Regions from separate parts of the Homo sapiens genome. Here region 2 is linked to region 1. A link is an interaction called in ENCODE POLR2A ChIA-PET data of the cell type or tissue named here. Cell type or tissue: IMR-90. All regions are shown on one strand. Links, peaks and the distances in the headings refer to the core of each region. The heading gives the core; the rest is flanking DNA.

Evidence for each region. Peaks named below come from ENCODE experiments on the same cell type or tissue, not always from the same donor. Only the 100,000 strongest peaks of a DNase experiment are listed, where the experiment ranks them.
Region 2: POLR2A ChIA-PET joins it to region 1 with 5 read pairs; 2 of 35 experiments call an interaction of 5 or more read pairs at or near these places.

The regions. Positions count from the first base shown.
Region 1 is chr2:105,984,880-105,990,573 of GRCh38, forward strand. No RefSeq gene overlaps it. Among named protein-coding and RNA genes, the nearest start is that of ECRG4, 78 kb to the right of the region's middle. In IMR-90, for the core only: no CTCF peak of the experiment used is centred there; no DNase peak of the experiment used is centred there.
Region 2 is chr2:105,864,217-105,869,910 of GRCh38, forward strand. The region is part of intron 3 of NCK2 (NCK adaptor protein 2); the gene reads left to right. Among named protein-coding and RNA genes, the nearest start is that of NCK2, 120 kb to the left of the region's middle. In IMR-90, for the core only: no CTCF peak of the experiment used is centred there; a DNase peak (open chromatin) is centred at 2,775; H3K27ac peaks cover 1,106 bases.

The DNA.
Region 1 (5,694 bases), core at 532-4,531:
TACTTGTATATCTTTCTCTTTCTCTCTTTCTCTTTCTCCTTGACTCCCTCTTTGTCTCTCTGTCTCTTCCTCTCTCTCTTTGTCTCTTTTCCTCTCTGTCTCTTTTCTCTCTCTCTCCCTGCTGGTCTTTCCTTGCCTCTGCCAGCCACTTATGCTGCTGTTCTCTCAACCACTGTGGGGCGGGGATGGGGTGTCTAAAACCAGCTGTAACCAAGTGTCTATGTACAGGAACTGGTCTGGGTGCCCTGGCTTACAGGTTACATTGTGCCATACCTTTGAAACAAGGGACCTGTCCAGGCTTCCTTCTGATGGCCAACCTACCTCTAATGCTGGCCAGTCTATTTCACACAAAGCTCTAAGTTTTCCTGGTGTCATAGTAACACCGTAATCTCCCTTAAATCCTTTCTTGAAATTTTTCAACATAGTTCCTGGTGGGGTGGGCTTACTTTGTGCCTGACCCATGCTTCCTCAAGACAAAACACCACACTCACACCATACACACACCACAAAACAAAGAACAGGTAAAAAGGGCACACACACACTTTTACAGTTTATACCAAACCAGAATCAAAACCAAAGTCAGAATATCAAGAAATCCTAGCCAGATCAAAACCAAAACCAAAGTATCAAGCAATCCAAGTCAAGTCAAAAACAAAAACCAAAAACCAAAGTGCCAGTACAGGCATGTTGTGGGTGATCAGGCCACACTTCCACTCAAATGGAGTGGGCAAGTTCCAAAGACGAGTCTTACTGAGTTTCAGATGTCTGGACTCCAAATGCCAGTTCCTTCCCGGTGTTCAGCCACTGCATTGATCTTCTGCAGGGGCCTGCCATGCACCACTCTGGTGAGGCGTTCCACCGGGGCAAATGCATACCCGGGAGCACTCCCAGGATCCACATTGCCCAAACTGGCCAGAGTCTCCTGCAGGGATGCTCCGCGGGGCAGGCCTAAGCTGCCTAAGGGGCTGTCTCAACCATCCATCCATTAATCACCTCGCTTCTCAGTCAGGGAACCAAGAAATGTAGCAGGACAAGCCACAGACAAAACCCCTCAGACACCAAGTTAAAGAAGGAAGGGCTTTGTTTAGCCAGGAGGGTCGGAAAGACTCATGTCTCAAAAACCGAGCTCCCTGAGTGAGCAATTCCTGTCCCTTTTAAGGGATTACAACTCTAAGGGGGTCTGCATGAGAGGGTCATGATCGACTGAGCAAGCAGGGGGTAAGTGACTGGGAGCTGCATGCAGTGGTAATCAGAACAGAACAGAACAGGACAGGGATTTTCACAGTGCTTTGCCATACAATGTCTGGAATCTATAGATGACATAACCGGTTAGTTCGGGGTCAGTCTTTAACTACCAGGCCCAGGGCATGGTGCCAGGCTGTCTGCCTGTGGATTTCATTTCTGCCTTTTAGTTTTTACTTCTTCTTTCTTTGAAGGCAGAAATTAGACATAAGACAATATGAGGGGTGGTCTCCTCCCTTACCTCAGCCTCCCAAGTAGCTGGGACTACAGGCATGCACCACCATGCCTGGCTAATTTTTGTATTTTTCGTAGAGATGAGGTTTCACTCTATTGGCCAGGCTGGCCTCAAACTTCTGACCTCAAGTGATCTGCACACCTTGCCCTCCCAAAGTGGATGCTATGTTACTTCTGAGACTAGGTTGTAAAGTTAGTGAGGCTTCTGACTGGATTGAGCCAGCACCAGCTCCCACAGTCACTCATTCTTGGGGAAGCCAGCTGCCATGCAGTGACAGTCATACAGAGATGTCCACATGGTAAGAAGCGGGGAACTTTTACCCTAGTGGAGCCTTCAGATGATGGAAGCCTACGTCAATACCTTTACTGCAACTTCGTGAGAGGTCCTACAACAGAACTTCCCAGTTAAGGGACTGCTGGACTGTGACCATCTCAAGCTGTGTGAGATAACAAATGTTCCCTGTGAGGAACAAGCTCTGATTTTTTTATCTTGCCCAAATTCCTACCTAAGGGATCTAGGGAGTCATGCCTTACAAACCATCAATTCTCAACAGATGGGTTTTACTTGAACCTATATATTGTGACTTACTTTTTGATCTGACTCTGGCATAATATTATGAGACAAGGAAAAAAATGTTTAACCCCAAAATATATTTCCTTGCCATACTTTGAAATTGCCCTGCAAATCTCTTGTGGGAAAAATTTACATCCTATAGATAATCCCTTTTCACCTTTGTTTTCCTTCCTTTCTTTCCAGATCCAGGAGGTAATCAACTAAGACCCAGGCACCCTTTTAGGTCCAATAAGAAACATTTTACAATCTGCTCTCTCTCTGAAGTCTGCTCTCTGAGAGATTCCTCTGCACAATAAAACTTCGTCTCCACAATCTTTTATCTTAACCTGAATATTCCTTTCCATTGACCCCAGGTCTTCAGATAAACTCAGCCAATTTTCAGCCAGAAAATGTTTAAATTTACCTATAACCTGGAAGCCCCCTCTTTGAGTTGTCCCGCCTTTCTGAACCAAACCAATGTATTTCTTAAATGTATTTGATTGATGTTTCATGTCTCCCTAAAATACATAAAACCAAGCTGTGCCCCAACAACCTTGGGCACATGTTCTCAGGACCCCCGAGGGCTGTGTCATGGGCCATGGTCGCTCATATTTTGCTCAGAATAAATCTCTTCAAATATTTTATGGAGTTTGACTCTTTTAATTGTCACTTGTTGACACTCATTGACACTCCAGCTGCTTGGTTTTGGGGATAATCTGATATGCAGTAATAGTAACAAATACTGGGGGCTAGGTATTACAACCGCTGTCTGGAGGAGTGGACACATATAGAAAAGATGCTTGTGTCAAAAAAAAAGTCAAACTCTGTAAAATATTTGAAGAGATTTATTCTGAGCCAAATATGAGTGACTATGGCCCATGACACAGCCCTAAGGAGGTCCTGAGAACTTGTGCCCAAGGTGGTTGGGGCACAGCTTGGTTTTATACATTTTAGGGAGGCATGAGACATCAATCAAATACATTTGAGAAATACATTAGTTTGGTTCAGAAATGTGGGACAATTCGAAGCAGGGGCTTCCAGACTATAGGGACATTTAAACACTTTCTGGTTGACAATTGGTTGAGTTTGTCTAAAGACTTGGAATCAATAGAAAGGAAATGTTCAGGTTAAGATAAAAGGTAGTGGAGACCAAAGTTCTTTTGAAGTCTCATAGTGGCTGCCTTAGAGACAATAGATGACATAGGTTTCCTATTCAGACCTTGAAAAGGTGCTAGACTCTCAGTTAATCTCTTCAGGATTGAGAAGGCCTGGAAGAAAAAGATCTAGCTGTATTAATAGAGATTCTTTACAGATGCAAATTTTCCCCCACAAAGTACAGCTTTGCAGGACCATTTTAAAATAGGGCAAAGAAACATGGTTTGGGGTAAAACATTTTGATTTTCTTACTTGTCATGTAATGTTACACCAGAGTCAGATCAAAAAGTAAGTCACAATATACAGGTTCAAATAAAACCCATCTGATGAGAATTGATGGTTTGTATGGCAAGACTCTCCACACCCCTTAGATAGGAATTTGGGCAAGATAGAAGAAATCAGAACTTAGTCCTCACTTGGATCTTCTTTCCAAGTGGAAAAAAGAAAACAGGCAAAGATATATTCCCAGATCTGACTGAGAAAGGATACAGTTGTCACTTTTCCTTGAATGTGGCCCAACTGCTATCCAAGTTTCAACAGAAATTACTTCCCTTCAAAACTCTTGAACATTCTGAAACCAAACTTCAGAAGAGATGCCAACCTGGGAACAATGTTAAATGAGAGTGAAGTTAGGCATGAAGTGATGGAAGGAGAGGTGGTCTTGGGGTCAGGAAGCCTGGGTTCAGTCTCAGTCCCTCACTTGTTGGTTTGGCCACACTGACAGTCACAAGGGCAGCTCTGCCTCCCTGCTTGCCTTGCCCATAATGAGAATGCAAAGCCTGTGGGTTGATATGAGGATTCAAGGAATGGCTTGATGGTAGGCACCCAGCTGCACTCACTGTTTTCCTGACTATGCCCAAACTGGGGGCATCTGATCATGTTAGCCACCTCTCCACCTTGCTCTGCACCTTGCCCTTAACTAATTTCCAGTGTTTCAGGAGGATCTCTTTTATTTTTTTTCTTTTTGGATTTAAAGGTATCATTCCTGGGGAAAACCTACCCACCAGCCTTATGAACTCAATTACAGGTCACACTTGGTGGCAATGTAAATTATGCCTAGCACTTACTAGCTTTTTGTGTATTTGCTGAATGAGTAGATGAATAAATAAATGGATCAGGTAAACAAATGACTCAGTTTGCTTCAGATGTTTTGACTGGTTCCTTACTAACCCATATCTAGAAGTAATCACTTATCAGATCAACTTCAGCATTTATTCAGGTTTCACTACTGAACTGGTGAGTAGTGAAGTAAGGCCTAAAAGTTGGGTGTCTTGCTGTCTAAGGTAGTTCTTTTTCTTGTATAATAAATAATTTGATATTTGTCCTGGGTTTCTGGGAGGGAGTGTCTAAACCCTTAGAATTTCCCAGGTAATAGGTGTGTCTTTGTTATTCCTGGTAAGCCCCTGGGGCCACTGCTAAGTTTCTACTAATGAGATGACCTAGGGTAGGTGCTGGTCATGCTAGAAGACCAACCATGTGATTACAGGGTTGGGTTTTGTACCATGTGATATCAACATGACCTGCAGGGAAGGGACAGGGGCTGGATATGGAGTTCATCCACACAACCAGTGAATCAGTCTGTTGGGAGAAAAGCTGAGGCAGGGCTTCCATGTCAGACATAATGTAAAAGAGTCTTGGAACATCTCTGGGGTCCAGGGTCTAAAACCCCTTGTGGCCTTTGGAACACCAAGCTCTGTGCTAAAGGGTGGAAGTCTGTCCTGCTGCACCACAATCTAAGCCCAGGGCATAAAACCCTTCGTGGCTTGGATGGAATCCAGGGCTTAGGGTATAAAACCCCTCATGGCCTCTGGAATGTGTCTAGACTTGCTGGCTTCTTGCTTCTAGCACTCCCAGGCACATAAAATGATAGTATCTTAAACTAGAACATGTTCCCCATTATCTCAAGTGGTAGAACATGTTCCATACACTTCAAAGGAAATGCTAAACCATCACAGCTACAGCTCATGTGCTTGATGCACCACTTCCTTTCAACCCCCACATCCTCACCACCTGCTTCTTTGATCACCAATAAATATGGTGGGCTCCCAGAGCTCGGGGCCTTCACAGCCTCCATACTAGTGTTGGCCCCCTGGTCCCACTTTATGCACTCTAAACTTGTCTTTTCTCATTACTTTGAGTCCGCTGGACTTCGTCATCCCCATGGCCTGGTTTTGGGTCCAGCCACCCCAACATTCCTGGCACCTGATGTGGGGCAATGAAGACCCCAGTGAAGGAATGCTAGAGCATGTGAAAGCAGAGGACCCATCATTAAAGGACACCTGAGGACAACTGAAAGAAGCTCAGCAGGAAAGCTGAGTGCTCGGAAGAACCAGGGTAACAATGGGACTGAATGAAAGCAAATATACTGCTTATTTGAATTTCTTAAGGCATTTATTATGAAGAGGGGGAGTGAAAGTTAGTAATCCGAATTTGTTATCACTTTTTAGTACAGTAAAGCAGTTTTGCGCATGGTTCCTGGAACAAGGGACCATAGAGTTGGATGAATGGGA
Region 2 (5,694 bases), core at 1,117-5,116, 120 kb before region 1:
TTGTCTTCAGGACACGACTGGAAGGGCCTGAGCCTGGCAGTGGGAGGTGGGGGACGGGGCCTGAGAGTGACCCAGGGTGACATCCCAAGCCCTGAGCTCAGCTGTGGGGATGGAGGACAAAAGAGAAAAGGAAGATTTTGAAGGAAAACCCCTAGGACTCTGTTGACTGGATGGGGAACACCTCGGAGAAGTATTAGAATGACTCAAGAGTTTCCAGCCTGAAGGACCAACAGTGACCCAGAGAGTGGGGGAAGTAAGAGGAGACTGAGCCACGGTGCGTAGTGGAGTTTGAGGTTAGGGTGGGACGTCAGTAGGATGCAGAGAAGGCTGCAGGTGTGAATCTCAGGCTTGGGAGGTACACAGTTATCCTTATGACATACTTCTTTATGTCAGTGAATTTTCATTTTCAGATGTGTAAAGATAATGTAATCCAGGGCCTACCTCGGAGAGCTGGCACTTCTGAGGCAGCTGATTAGGTACCTCAGCCAGGCATTCAATTTCTCTCATGTTAAAGACTGGACCTGGCCTTCTCTTCTTTGTCCCTTTCACACATGAGTTTGGCCCTCCGAACCCACGGGAAAGATCTGTAACCTCTAGCTCACATGTGCATGTACACACACACACACACACACACACACACACACACACACACACACACGGTTCCCTGCAAATGGATGACTTTAGATGCAGTTAACACCATCCAAATAATACTAGAAAGAATAACACTGGAATAACACCATCCAAATAACACGAGTACCTTCAACTAAAAAGCGGTCACCAGAGCCCTCCCCAGCAGGAGGCCTCTTGGTAGCTGGTGTCAGGGCCGCAGGCTCCCTCAGCCAGCATCAGTGCTCCCTGACCTCCCTGCTGAGGAGTATGTGGCTTCCACCCTGAAGCCAAACAGAAAGCTCATGCAGTAGAAAAGCCTAAACCAAGTCCCCCAAACTAATCTCACAAGCGTTTTCCCAGCAAATGGGCCGTGATAATTATTTCTCCTCGAGTGCCTAAAGTGTGCTAGGTACCTGCCAGGTGCCCGAATATGTTTTTATTTCATCTTCACAGTAAGCCTACTAGGGAAATCATAATAGCCTCATTTTGCATGTGAGAAAACTGATACTCAGAAGTTAAGTGAGGTGCCCAAGAACACACAGTACGTGCTGGGACTGACATTTGAGCCCAGTGTGGCCTGACTCTGCCTCTTGTGATTGCTGTTCAGTCTCAGGAATTGGGGGTGCTGATTGGTGTGGGAGGGAGATGCAGTTCCTGCTAGGCATCAATACTGGCGACTCCCACCCACACGACTGTTGAGGTTATTTGCTGCCCTTGCGCTAGCCCCCAAAATGCTAAGGGAACAGTTCCCCAGTTCTGCCTGGACCCTAGGGATTCACGTCTTTGTAACTTTTCCTGGTTCCTTAATGTTGAGGTGAGCAAGAGCCATTAATCAAAATAACTGAGAAGCTGAGTGTCATAGGAGTATACTCCTTTTCCGTAATTGAGTTTAATCTGGGAGCAGTTTTGTCAGCACACATGTGCCGCTGCCGCATGAGTCATCTTCAGCATCTTTGTCATCAGTTTCTTTGTATGGCACAGTTTTCTGCAAACAGATATTCCTCAGAATCATAATCTCTGAAATGCCTGAGTTTTATAAAACTATTAATCAGTTGTCTTCACTCTTAAAGACAGAGATATTATTATTATTATTATTATTATTATTTGAGACAGAGTTTCATTCTTGTTGCCCAGGCTGAAGTGCAATGGCAATATCTTGGCTCACCGCAACCTCCGCCTACCAGGTTCGAGCAATTTTCCTGACTCAGCTTCCCAAGTAGCTGGGATTACAGGCATGCGCCGCCACACCCAGTTGATTTTGTATTTTTAGTAGAGACAAGGTTTCTCCATGTTGGCCAGGCTGGTCTCGAACTCCTGACCTCAGGTGATCCACCCACCTTGGCCTCCCAAAGTGCCGGGATTACAGGCGTGAGCCACCGTGGCCAGCTGGGATATTACTTTTAAAATTTGGAAACTATAGAAAAGCATAAAAGAGAAAAGCAAATGCTCCGTGATCTTATCACTCAGAAGTAATCACGGTTGACATTGTGTCTCTTTTCCCAGTGTTAATATAAGTATATAATCAAGATCCTGTTACACAGATGGCTTCTTGCTGTTGTCAGTACTAGCTGTCACAGTGCAGTTCATCTGTAACAGCAGTCCCCAAACTTTTTGGCACCAGGAACTGGTTTCGTGGAAGACAGTTTTTACATGGATGGTGGCAGGAGGTGGGGGCGATGGTTTCGGGATGAAACTGTTCCACCTCAGATCATCAGCATTAGATAGATGCTCAAAAGGAGCTCACAAGCTAGATCCCTCACAGGCGTAGTTCACAATAGTGTTTGCGCTCCTGTGAGAATCTAATGCTGCACCGCCTGACAGGAGGCAGAGCTCTGGTGGTAATGCTCGCCAGCCCACTGCTCATCTCCTGCCGTGCAGCCCATTCCTAACAGGCCACAGAGGTACTGGTCTGTGGCCCCGGGGGGTTGGGGACCCCTGGTCTAGAGAACATCAGGCTTTTCCCACAGGGTACTTGGTCCTGACACAGGCTGGAAATGAGATGTACCCAGTAATTTTTGGTATATATGCTTCCTGGGTGTTGAGTGCTTGGGATGCTCAGTGTGGCTTATATATTCTGTGAGTCATGTAAAAGGAGAAGCTGATTCTTTATGGTGCATTTGTCTTAGAAGTAGTTTGTTTTTCTGAGTTGAATGTTCTTCAGGAATGAGAAAATTCCTGTTAATCATCCTACATACCATTCAGACATGCTTTCTAAACTAAGCCGCTCTCCAAGGAACCACTTTTTCCTTTCAAATCAGTACAAAGCCAAACTGTTCCCCTTAAAATGTTTGTATGTAACATAAGGGGAAGAAAATTCAGCTATCTTAATTCTATTTTAAATGTTCCGCTTCTCCAACAAATTGTTTATCGTCTCTTTATCACGCTAAGACAAGGACTCTGTGGGTTTTCAGAGATGCATTTAATACTTCACGTTTACTTTTCATGTCTCTGTTGTATAATTTACCATTGTATGAACATGAATTAAATATAATGTATCAGAATTTAGAATTCATTAAAATTCTGTCTTGCAAGATTGTTCATAATAGGAAGGGCCCACATAACATGGAATCTTCGGCAGTAGTTGTGGTGCCAGACACCCCAAAATAAATGTGGGTTTGTTTTTGTGTATCTTTAGCTTCCAAGTATTTAGAACCAAAAATGTAAAACAAATCACAACAGATTAGTGGGAGGATACTTCGAGAGAAAATAGACACGGATTGTCTAAAAAGATTTCTAATGGAGGACAAGGCAGGAGAGACCCTGGGAAGTGAAGGTGGGGTCCGTACCCTTGGAATACTAAGGAGAATCAGGTGTGGAGTTCACAGTGGGGTGTGTGGGATTCACATTGCTGTGTGCGCTTGGCTGGGTGAGAGCCAGTCGTGTCCTGGTGAAAGGCAAAACATTAGGCAGAGCATTTCCCAGGAACTGGCATCTTGGTTGCTTCTTACTAAGATGATCTCACCCTGCTTCAGCTTCCTAAAGATCACCCCTTCCTAACTAATTACTTGAGTTACTCAAGCGGGAGTCTTAAGTTTACGAATAAAGAAACGTGAACCAAATATGCCAGGGAATTAGAGAACCATCTTCCTAGCATGTTTCTGTCTGCATTTACCCATACGGTGTGCTTTCTTTTTTAGGTGCTATCCATATGTCCAAAATGTTCCTTTGCTCTATTCCATTTTAGTGTCTGTTTCCTGGAAGCAGGTATGAGGCTACTGAGAGAGCGCTCGTTTACTGGCTTGATGTGTGAAGCTGCCTGCCTGCAAGCAGGTGGGCATCTGTAGGGCTCCTGCATGGCCCACGTGCTGCCTTGGTGTAACCGATGGACCTTGGCAAGTATGGGTGGAGTTGGGTGTATTTCTGCACATCAGCCTGCATTGACTCATGTCAGTTTTTGCCCAGAAGTCTGTCCCTATGATCAACTCCTCCAGGCTGATGTGGGTTTTTCTTTATAACTTCCCCTTCCGTTTGGGAATTCACAGATTTTGGGCACGCACTCAGGTTGTCCTCAGTGACCCCCACAGCTGTGAGAGCCACCCAGAGGGCAACTGTTCATAAGTTAAAGGCTGGGGTGGCCTGCGTTCCTTCCTGGAAGCAGGCCGTGCTGAGGCAGCTGTTGATGGGGAATCTTGCTTGGTTTTGTGTTTTTGTTTTTTTAAGGAACATAGTTGTTGATTGTCTGATTTGTGAAATTTACAAGTGGGTGTTTGTAAAGTAGAGATGAATTAGTGGTAAACATGCAGTTCGTTCTAATGCTGCTAATTGAAGTTGACTAAATCTGTAATGTTTAACCGGCTGTGCTAAGAAACTTCATTCAGTGGCGAGAAAGGTTGGTTGTGTGGTGTCCAAGAGGACCACTTGATCCCCTTGTGCTTCTACTGTGGGTTTTCTTTTTCTTCTTCAAAGCCTGCTATACACAGTTACGTTTAAAAAGTGAAGTTAATCGATAGTTTGCACTATCTGTAGAATTCTGGAAAGGCGATAGCCTGGCTCAGCGCTTTTCTATGAAAATGAAGCAGTCGAGGCCCGGGGCAGCCAAGCGACTTGGCCAGGGCTATGAGTCTGCCTCACAGCAAGGCCAGGAGTGGGCCCCTCGCAGCCCAGGTTTGGAGGCTGGAGCCCAGTTCCATCAAGGCCCTTCTCCAAAGCACGGAACAGGTGGACCGCACCCAGGCGCTCCAGAGCACTTATGTCTCAGTAACGTTTGTTTGTCCAAAGCAGCATACGATCCAGCCCCGCTGCCCACCCTTACCTGGGAAACGGGGCTCCTCTCATAGACCCACAGTGCTCCCCCTAGCCTGTTCATACGTGCCCTCACATCTGAGCTGCTCCTGACCCTGAGAGCCGAAGTGAGCTGAGACTCACCCCTCTGGAGCTTTTTAGGGAGGATAGAGGTGCGTGCATACCTTGTTGAGAAAGTGCCACACCGGATCCTGCATGTGTCCCTAGCCATAACAGCGAACTGGTATGGGGATGACAACACAATGGCAGCCATCACCTGGGCTCCTGCTGCGTGTCAACACCCCGCTGAGTGCCATCCTCAGTTACTGGGCCCTCATAACAGCCCCACGGGTACCAGGGGTTTCCTTGTGTTACAGATGAAGACATGTAGATGCAGAGAGATGTTACAGAAAGTGCCAAAGCCAAGCACGAGGAGGCAGAGAGGCTGGGCTCCAGAGTGTTCTGAGAAGCTGGCACAAGTACGGTTCGGCTGTGTCTTTGCCAACCACGTGCCACCTGCGTGTTCCCCCGTGAATGTGCTGTCTCTTTTTGTGTATTCGTCACATTTCACTTTCCTGAGCAGGTGTGGTCCTGCAGAACAGCAGGCGTGCTGAACTTTTGCCAGTGGATTGACACTTTAAGCAGTGCTCCAGAATGCCGTGTCTCATCCTTGCCGCGTCTTGTACACTCTTTTGCATATTCAAAAACGCTTGGGCTCATGGATCTGGTATATGTGTTGAGAGGTACTAAATATGTATTTTTAATTAAAAATTATAATGAAAAAAATTTTTAATTCTCTTCATTGGCATCTGTGTTCCCATTTGACTTTCATTCACATTTGTGAGAAAATTCTATACTTTTAGA